Regions from separate parts of the Homo sapiens genome. Here region 1 is linked to region 2. Evidence: read pairs that join two places in POLR2A ChIA-PET (ENCODE). Cell type or tissue: MCF 10A. All regions are shown on one strand. Links, peaks and the distances in the headings refer to the core of each region. The heading gives the core; the rest is flanking DNA. Region 1 overlaps PDGFDDN (PDGFD downstream neighbor). Region 2 has its middle 71 kb from the start of MIR4693.

Region 1 (5,390 bases), core at 69-5,068, 120 kb after region 2:
AATGGCGTGAACCCGCAAGGTGGAGCTTGCAGTGAGCCAAGATCGCACAACTGAACTCCAGCCTGGGCGACAGAGTGAGACTCCGTCTCAAAAAAAAAAAAAAAAAGCTTTAGTATATATTAATGTATTTCATTTTCATAAAAGTCATGTATTAGAGGGTTATTATGAAAATTAAATATATGTGAGCTTCAGAAAAATTCCTGGCACATTGTAAAATGGGCACTACTATTACAGTCCATTTCCATTATTCACACCTTCTGTATTTGCATATTTACCTACTCAAAATTTATGTGTATCCCCCAAATCCATGTGCGTGGTTTCTCGTAGTCATTTGAAGACATGAGCTGATATGGTTTGGCTCTGTGTCCCCACCAAAACCTCATCTTGTAGCTCCCATAATTCCCACGTGTTGAGGGAGGGACCTGGTGGGAGATGACTGATTCATGGGGCAGGTCCTTCCTGTGCTGTTCTAGTGATAGTTAATGGGTCTCATGAGATATGATGGTTTTAAAATCGGGAGTTTCCCTGCACAAACTCTCTTTGCCTGCTGCCATCCACATAAGATGTGACTTGCTCCTCCATGCCTTCCTCCATGATTGTGAGGCCTCCCCAGCCACGTGGAATTGTAAATCCAATACACCTCTTTCTTTTGTAAATTGCCCAGTCTCAGGTATGTCTTTATCAGCAGCATGAGTAAAATTGAGTTACTCATGTTCCCAGCTGAGGAAGGACAAGGTGACACTGCCTTCTTGTTTCAGCTCTCATACTGTAAACGAGTGTCCTTTTCACAGTTGATTTACTGCCATGTTTTTAACACTTTTGTGCTTTTTGTTGAAGATTTTGCCATTTAAAATGGCTCCCAAGCATAGTTCTGAAGTGCTCTTTGGTGTTCCTAAATGCAATAAGGCTGTGAAGTACCTTATGGAAAAAAATATGTGTTAGGTAAGCTTGGTTCAGGCATGGGTTATAATGCTGTTGGCCATGAGTTCAATTTTAATGAATCAACAATATATATTAAATAAAGAATTCTTAACCAGAAGCACACAATAACCAAGTAGACTGGTGGACCGTCTGAAAGTTGATGAAAATGTGACCAGAGGCTTGCACAACCCTAAGCCAGGATTTCTCTGAGCAGCAGTGAAAACAGTATTTGCTAATTCAGTGAATCTGGCAACTTCATAGAACACAAGTGCCACAGACAACAATAATTTAATGTACAGTTGTCCCTTGATATCCACAGGGGATTCGTTTCAGGACCCCTGAGGATACCAAAATCTGGGGATGCTCAAGTCCCTTATCTAAAATGGCGCAGTGTTTACTATAACCTATGCACATCCTCCCATACGATTTAAATCATCTCTGGATTACTTATAACACCTAGCACAATATAAATACCATGTAAATAGTTGTTATACTGTGCTGTTTTAATTATTATTTAATTAAATTAATTAATTATTTTATTTATTTTTGAGATGGAGTCTTGCTCTGTCACCCAGGCTGTAGTGCAGTGGAGCAATCTTGCTCACTGCAGCCTCTGCTTCCTGGTTCAAGAGATTCTCGTGCCTCGCCCTCCTGAGTAGCAGGGGCTACAGGAGTGCACCACCATGCCTAATTTTTGTGTTTTTAGTAGAGACAGGGTTTCACCATGTTGGCCAGGCTGGTCTCAAACTTCTGACCTCAAGTGATCCGCCTGCCTTGGCCTCCCAAATTGTTGGGATTACAGGTGTGAGCCACTGAACTTGGCCAGTTTTTATTATTTTTATAGTTGTATTATATTTTTCATGTTTCCAAATATCTTTCATCTGCTGTTGGTTGAATCTATAGATGTGGAACCTGTGGATATAAAGGGCTAACTGCAGTTCTCTTTTCACTCACCTATCAACTCCTTGAGATAGTGGTTTTCACTCAGCATTTTCATGTAATCACAATTCCTCCCTCCAAATATCTTATCATCTGACTCACATTTCCACCATATGACATTCTCAGAGAACCAGAGACGGGTTTGGCCAGACATCAGAACTAATGAGAAGGAGGGACTCCCTCAGGACTTTCTGTGTGTTTGTGTCTTTCTTCCTTCTTTTCCTTTATAGTTTAACTTTCTCTAGATATTTAGTCTACATGGCAGAGAGTATGGCTGCCAATAGCCATTGATTTTCACATCCTACCATCCAAATAACCAAGGAGACTGTCTGAATCTCTCCTCAGGCCCATACATCCTGAGAAAGCTTGAGTCAGGTGCCCCTGGCTGTGACTAGAACGTGTGTGTGGTACTGTGAAGTGTGTAGTATTCTGGCTACAACTCTGGGTGATAATTAAATCTACAACTGCATAGCCTAATACAGTAGCCACTTGTCACATGTGGCAATTTATATTTAAATATTAAGTAAAATTAAATAAAATTTAAAAATCTTCAGCCACACTGGTCATGCTTCCAGTGCTCAGCAGCCAAGTGTGGCTATTAGCTGCTCTCTTAGAACAGATATAGAACATCTCCATCATCGCAAGAAGTTCTATTGGACAATACTGCTATAGATGAAGAGGAATCTCTCAGAAAAGAGATTAGGGTTAGAAAGGAGTATTTCTTACCATTTGACCCAGCCATCCCATTACTGGGTATATACCCAAAAGATTATAAATCATGCTGCTATAAAGACACATCCACATGTATGTCTATTGCGGCACTATTCACAATAGCAAAGACTTGGAACCAACCTGAATGTCCAACAATGATGGACTGGATTAAGAAAATGTGGCACATATACACCATGGAATACTATGCAGCCATAAAAAATGATGAGTTCATGTCCTTTGTAGGGACATGGATGAAGCTGGAAACCATCATTCTCAGCAAACTATCGCAAGGACAAAACATCAAACACCGCATGTTCTCACTCATAGGTGGGAATTGAACAGTGAGAACACATGGACACAGGAAGGGGAACATCACACACTGGGGCCTGTTGTGGGGTGGGGGAAGGGGGGAGGGATAGCATTAGGAGATATACCTAATGTTAATGATGAGTTAATGGGTGCAGCACACCAACATGGCACATGTATACGTATGTAACAAACCTGCACGTTGTGCACATGTACCCTAAAACTTAAAGTATAATAAAAATAAAAATAAAAGAAAGGAGTATTTCTGAGCAGATAAATCTGTAGGTGTTTCTCATACCTTCTCTGCCATAGTCGATAAAACTGACCCAGACTCTTTGCAACAATTTCTTCCTCTGGCACTTAGAACATTTTTATATTCTCACAATTGCCCTGTGATTCTTCCCCTTTCAGTTTTCACCCTCCCCTAAGTATCTGGACTGTTCCTGTGTTTTGTAATACCACTGTATATTGCTGACTTCTAAATTTACATCTGTCTCAGACCCTTCTTCTTAGCTCCAGACCCACAGACCTAACTGCCTACTTAATATCTCCAATTGGATATATCAAATGTCACTTGGAATTAATACCTCACACTGAATTCTTAATCTATCCTAAATCTCCTTCTCTTTGCATGTCCCCCATCTCAATAAATGGCACCTCTATCTGCACAGTTTGTTATGCCAGAAGCCTTGGAAAAATCCTTGCTATCTTCTATCTTCTTTTGCCTCAGTCTAATATATCCCCAACTCTGATAAATTAAAGATTCAAACTATTTCTTTAATATAGCTAGATTTTTTTTCATTTTTATTGCTACCATTTAATGTCACACTCTCCTTTCACTTTGCTTCTAACATTTATTCAACTTTCTGTTCCTGCTCTAATGTCATCTTCTCACAGAACCCTTCCTTGTCCTCTGATCTGGATTCCACCTTTTACTGTCATCACACATTATGCTTTTGCTTTTCACAAATGTATTGGGTTACATATGTAATTATTTGTTTAGTGTCTAGTCTTCTCTAGCCTCATGTAATGTCTTCTCTAGCTTGATAAAGGCAGGAAATACGTTTGTTTTATTTTCCTGTGAATCTGCTGTATTTAGCACAGGGCTGGACCTTTAGCCCTCAGTCAGTACTTAATACCTTTTCAGAACACATTTTTATGAGCTTTAGAAACTAGTCTTCTTCCCTCTTAATGGTTATGGAGGTCTTTCAGGTTCTGTGTATCTTCTTATGGTTTCAGCTTTGACCCTGAGAATGACTCCCTTTCAATGTTACAAGACCTGGCTCCTCTTCTTGGAGACATGCTTGCAAAATTCACCCCTCCTTCCTGCCTCCCTGGTTTTCCCACAAGAATTCTCTTGAACTCACATGACTTCTTCCTACAGGAGATCTCCAAGCCTGCACCTCCAGCCCATCCAACCACAAAGAACTTTGAAACCTCTTAACCTGTCTTGTCATCTTAGTTCATGCAAATAGCAACCCCTAGAGATTTGTAGTGCACAGCCTGAACAACCACAGGGGCAAACTTCCCTTCCTGTCTCTGAAGTCTCGCTTTATCCTTATTGTCTCACCCCTAGAACTTCAAGGAGCCTCATAACTCATAGCCCAATCCCTACTCTTTCTGTAGACCCATTTTCGAAAATGCAGAATTGCAGAATTGTTCTGCCGGAAGACACCTCCAGAACATCTTACATATCTGAGTGTGTAAATGAGGAAACATAGGTTTAGAAAGTGGCAGGCTAGTCACTACAACCAAGACCTTCTAACTTTCTGTCTGGTGCTCTATGACACATACAGCCCCCACTGTGCTCAGAGGTCCTCATGGAGCTTCCTTTACTAAATGTAAAAGACTAAATTCATTTGCCTACAGTTTCCTTTTCTTTCCTTTCGATCACTTTATATTTTCTGAACTGCCCACACTTACCTTATGCATTTTTGCTGGGAGACCTTTGTTCTTCCTGTTGATCTTACCTAGAATATCTTTCTCTAGTTTTATCCTCTGTTGTGAATCTTGTGTTTCAAGCCTCAAAGCATGTCTGATACATAGCGGGCTTTAATGTATTTGCTGTTGAATGAATGAATGAAACATGTAATTTAGTCAATTTTCCCCATATTGACTGTGGCTAAATTTCTATTGACAGAAGTCAACAAATATCTACCACCATATCCTGAAGTTTGCACCAAAGTGGACAGTACTGAAAAATATGCACCTGATGTGTTTGACTCTCAAAAAGCAGTGATTTCTTAAAGCAGTTGGGAATTTTACCCTATTAATTGCTCACTTGGGTAACCATGCAGTTGATCTCCTCGACTGATCTATCTCCTGTCTTTCCCAAAGCAGATATTGATCCTGATTTTCTCTGATTTGAAGACTGACAAGTAGAGGCAGGTGAGAAAGGAAGCCTGTGGGAGACACAGGGAGAAAGGAAAGTCTAGAAAGACACTAGAAGGCCTGAAGAGGAGAAATTTATACTATGACCTCAACCAGAAACAGGTTAGAGACCTTAGTTCTTA
Region 2 (5,390 bases), core at 173-5,172:
CACCAGCAGTACAAGATTCCAGTTTCTTCACATCCTCACCAACATATAATCTTTTTTTTTTTTGATAATTGTTATCCTAACAGGTGTAAGTAAATATTTCATTGTGGTTTTGATTTCCATTTCCCTGATGTCTGGTGATATTGAACATCTTTCCACATACCTGTTGGCCATTTGTGTCTGCTTTGGATAAATGTCTGTTCAAGTCTTTTTCTCATCTGCTAATTGGGCTTTTGTCTTTTTGTTATTGAGTTGAAGAAGTTCCTTATATATTTTGCATATTACCTATTATAAGATGCATGGTTTTGAAACATTTTCTCCCACTTCTTGGGTTTCTTTTTTTTTTTCACTGTGTTGATTGTTTCCTTGCTGTGTAGACTTTTTTTTTTAGTTTGATGTGGTCTCCCACTTGTCTGTTTTTGCTTTTCTTGCCTTTGCTTTTGGTGTCATATTAAGAAGTCATTGCCAAGACCAGTGTTATGAAACTTTTTCCCTATGTTTTTCTCTAGGAGTTTTACAGTTTAAACCTTAAGTTTTAGCCTGTAATCATTTTGACTTGATTTTTTTTGTGTGTAATATAACATAAGGTACGATAAAATGTTACAGCTACAATGGAAAACATTATGGATGTTCCTAAAAAAATTAAACATAGAAATACCTCTTGGTCCAGCAATCCTATTTATGGGTATATCTCTGAAAGATTGGCCGGGCGCAGTGGCTCAGGCCTGTAATCCCAGCACTTTGGGAGGCCAAGGCGGGCTGATCATGAGGTCAGGAGTTTGAGACTAGCCTGGCCAACAGAATGAAACCCTGTCTCTACTAAAAATACAAAAAATTAGCCAGGTGTGGTGGTGGGCGCCTGTAGTCCCAGTTACTTGGGAGGCTGAGGCAGGAGAATCGCTTGAACCTGGGAGGCAGAGGTTGCAGTGAGCCGAGATCATGCCATTGCCCTGCAGTCCAGGCGACAGTGCAAGACTCTGTCTCAAAAAAAAAAAAAAATCTGAAATCAGAATATTGAAGAGATATTTGCACTCCCATGTTCATTGCAGCATTAGTCACAATAAACAAGATTTGGAAACAAACTCAATGTCCATCACGGTATATATATACAGTAGAATATAATTCTGCCTCGAAAAAATAGGGAATCCTGTCATATACAACAATATAAATGAAGCTTGAGGACATGATGCCAAGTGAAATAAGCCAGTCACAGAGGAACAGGTACTGTATGATACCACTTATATGAGGTATATAGAATAGGCAAGCTCATAGAAACAGAGAGTAGAATGGTGGTTATGAGGAGCTGAGGGAGGGAGAAGTAAGAAGTTGCTATTCATCAAGTATAACGTTTCAGTTATGCCAGATGATTAAGTATACATATCAGCTGGACAACATTACACCTATAATTACCAATACAGTGTTGCACACTGAAATTATTTTTTAACAGGGTAAATTTCATGTTAAGTGTTCTTACCCTAATAATATGCATATAAATTATCTTGGTAAAATTCTGATTCTGATTATGAAATGTTTGCAGTGGAGCCAAAGAGTCGAAATTTCTAGTAGGCTACCAGGTGATGCCAATGCTGCTGGTCTGTGGACCATACTTTGAGTCACAAGTGTTTAGTAGGGGTTGACAAATTATGGCCCATGGGCCAAATCCATCCTGCCACCTGTTTTTGGATGACTCAAGAACTAAGAATGATTTTCACATTTTAAGATTATTTTTAAAAATCAAATGAAGAATAATATTTTCTACCACATAAGAAATATATGCAACTCAAACTTCAGCATCCATAAATAAAATTTCATTGGAACGTAGCAACACGCATTCCTTACAGTTTTGTGAATGGCTGCTTTTGTGCTACAACAGTAGACTTAAGTAGTTGCAACGGGGGCTATATGATTTGCAAAATCTGACATATTTACTATCTGGCCTTTTACAGGAAAAATTTGCCAACTTCTGGAGTAGAGGGTAACTTGGATTGTCAAAGAAGTAAATATTATCCTCCAGGGTTTCATTTTATTTTTTTCATTGCTATCAGCTTCTCACAGCAGCAGCCTTCTGCCTACTGGCATTTCTCACCAGACTCAAAGAGTTTGACCCTCTCTTTTTTTTAAGGCACGATGCTGGGCACATCAAGTTTGAAATGTTATGTAAGTCAGAGTTTACAATGTTATGTAAGTTAGAGTTGCAACATTATATAAGTCAAAGGCTCCTCTTGTGGGAATTACTGACTGGACTGTGTCATTTTCCCTTGCTCTTGTTCAGCCTCACTCCATCATACTACCAGATGTGCTCATACACATGGATGTTGTCTAATGTGCAGAGGAAAACTTTGCTTTAAAGTTTAGAAAACAAAAACAAGTAATTCTATTTATTAACATTATTTGAAAATGGACATTGAGATCTATGTATTTCTACCAAAAAACAGATTAATGTAACCTGTTTTAAATGAAATAATGAAATGGGTCTGTAGAACTTGCATCAGCATGAGAGCTTGCTATCCTCAGATAAGACCCTTAAATCCAATTCTTTATTCATCATGGAGTCCCAGTTTTACCCCTACCATAAGGGAAAATGACTTAAGGTTTCTGCCCACCTCTTTCACCAAAGTTTGCAAGTCTGAAGTGGTGAAAAACAAATTACAGCCACTAAATAAAATTTAAAACTGAAAAATGTGAGAAAAATTACTGCAAACCAGGCCCTGTAAGTCTGTTCTTCTGAGGTTACACAGGGCTGCCTGCAGGTACACTAAGATTCTTCTTCCTTGTTCAAGGGGATGACAAAAGCTCTGTCATACATAGTGGTTATTTTGAAAATATGTCAAAAATTTAACTTATGAAAAGTCCTGAATCATATCTAAGTACATAAGCCTGGTTTAGTTATTCTTCCTAATGGCTCCAGGTTAAGACTAGTCAACATAATTTTCTCTGGTTTGGGGGATAGTCAGGAAACCATGGCTGCTGCCTTCAGTGGTGCGTTCTTTATTATTTTTGGCTCCTAACAACCATAACTGGTTCAGACATGTTGACCTAATCTAGCCATAATAGGGCAGCTTCCTACCAGCTCAGTCCTTATAGAAATTAAGGTGTTAAGAAAGATTGAGTAACCCACATTTCTCTGTGAGCTCTTGTTTTCATAAGTATACACTGATTTTTGTTTCAGGTACTTTCATGGTTAATAAAATTGTCATTTAAAAATAAATAGAGTAAAAATAAATAAAAATTTAAAATTATTTATTAAGTAATTCAGGTACTCATTTGGTACAATAGCCCTATGAAATAAGTTGATTTTTCCATAATGGTTCAATACATTACTCAAAGTCATGCAATTATTTCATGGAAGAGACAAAATTCAAACCCCAGGCTCAATGACTCTGGAACTGATACCCTTTAATTTGAATGTATGTTTTTTCCTGACAGAGTAACTCTCAAATCCCATTGTTAGAGTCTGCTGTCACATAGACCTGGAAAATTCTACAGGCTGTCTCCCCTTCTTAAAGAGTCATAATGTATACCAGCTTATTAACAGCTCCAGGCTTATTAATGGCTTCCCTATATAAATCTATGTATATTTGTTTACTCCCACATTTCTCAAATTTATTTTCCCACTGACCCCATCCTCCTACCACTACCTTTCTTAACACTACGACTAGCAACAATCTGCAAAACACATTTTGGGAAATATTGCACTAAGTCATTCAGGTCCTGTTGTTGATACTGTAGGGATGTGAAATCAATTGAGAGAAAATATTCCAGGACAAAGAGAGAGGGAGGAGAGGGAGAAGAAGAAAGAAGAAGAAGAATAAGAAGGAGAAGAAGGAAGAGTAGGAGGAGGAAGAGGAAGAGGAGGAAGAGGAGGAGAAAGAAAATAAAGGAGAGAAAACAAGAAGAGAAAAAGAAAAAAAGAAAATGCTATATCGTGACTGAATTGAAACATGGAAAGAGGGAGGAAGGAAGGACATTCTTCTGGCAAATCACTCATTTATATTCACTAATATAAATGGAATTTTTAATACTTCAATATTTTGTAGCAATTAATAAAAAAGGTTTGGCAAGCAGCCAGAACATCTTTCAGCTTGTTTTAAGTTCCTGATGGAGGGACACCAAGATTCAGAAGACACAGCCTTTTTCCTCTATGGGATCATAATATATTATAACATAAAACACAAGGATACAGATAGTATCAATAGCACAGACTGCATGACAAGTGCCCCTGGAAATGTACAGGGTTCAAACTTGGGCTCTATAAATTCCTAGCTTGTGTCCTTAGGCAACCTACTTAAACTATCTGTGCCTCAGTTTCCTCATATGTAAAATGATAATAATAGAATAACCTACTTCATAGGGTTGTTGTGAAGATTAAAGTACTCAGAACATTCCTGACATACAGTATGCTTTATAAGTGTCGATTATTATTATTATTATTATTTTTTTTTTTGAGACAGAGTCTGGCCCTGTCGCCCAGGCTGGGGTGCAGTGGCGCGATCTCAGCTCACTGCAAGCTCCGCCTCCCGAGTTCACGCCATTCTCCTGCCTCAGCCTCTCGAGTAACTGGGACTACAGGCGCCCGCGACCACGCCCTAGCTGGGACTACAGGCGCCCGCGACCACGCCCGGCTGATTTTTTTGTGTTTTTAGTAGAGACGGGGTTTCACCGTGTTAGCCAGGATGAATTATTAAGTTTTATATCACTATTTTGAAACAAATTCGTAAAAAAATCAGAAATCTGAGAAACAGAGAAAATCCCTAGGAATGCCATGAAAGAGTAAGATGGATGAAAGCAGAAGTGCATGACCTCTGAGTAACCAGTCTCACAGGTTTGTCCCAAACTGTGTGTGAAAAGAAGGAAGGCTGGGCAGAATTCAGCATTTGAATGGCTGGAAGGAGCTGCCATTCTAGAATTGGTATTTGGCAGCATATAGAAAGTAACCAGGAAGACCAAATATCCCAAGGATTGTGGCTAGAGCTGTGAGCAGACTGAGCTGGAAGTGGAATGGAGGGAGATAGACCATGAAGAAACAGCATGCTTACAATGATCCAAGATATTGAACTCACCTACCCTTTACTGTCAATTCAGTAGTTTTGCACTGAATTGACATATCTGTATTGCTGCATATCTGTAAGGAGAGGAGGAGGAATGCAAAGCCAGAAGACCACTGTGCAGTACAAATGTGGAAGAGAATTCTGTAAGAATTAGAGGTTGGTCTTCTTTTCATCTGACAAAAACAAGAAATACATGCAGTCATACTGAAATTCTGTTTGTGTCTCTTATTGGCAGCGGGTGGCTTATCATTGTTTGTCCCGCAGTTGTGTCTGGAAATTGCCAACCAATTAAAACGCACAAAGTTAGCAAAATTGGTTACTCATTTTCCCAAAAATGTATACTGA

The links. Peaks named below come from ENCODE experiments on the same cell type or tissue, not always from the same donor. Only the 100,000 strongest peaks of a DNase experiment are listed, where the experiment ranks them.
Region 1: POLR2A ChIA-PET joins it to region 2 with 5 read pairs; 3 of 35 experiments call an interaction of 5 or more read pairs at or near these places.

What each region holds. Positions count from the first base shown.
Region 1 is chr11:103,899,880-103,905,269 of GRCh38, forward strand. It overlaps PDGFDDN (PDGFD downstream neighbor), which reads right to left. Exons shown (of 4, transcript XR_947960.3): 1 at 4,801-5,390. Among named protein-coding and RNA genes, the nearest start is that of PDGFDDN, 4.3 kb to the right of the region's middle. RefSeq lists enhancers at 4,172-4,261, 4,682-4,851. In MCF 10A, for the core only: no CTCF peak of the experiment used is centred there; no DNase peak of the experiment used is centred there.
Region 2 is chr11:103,776,349-103,781,738 of GRCh38, forward strand. No RefSeq gene overlaps it. Among named protein-coding and RNA genes, the nearest start is that of MIR4693, 71 kb to the right of the region's middle. In MCF 10A, for the core only: no CTCF peak of the experiment used is centred there; a DNase peak (open chromatin) is centred at 3,033.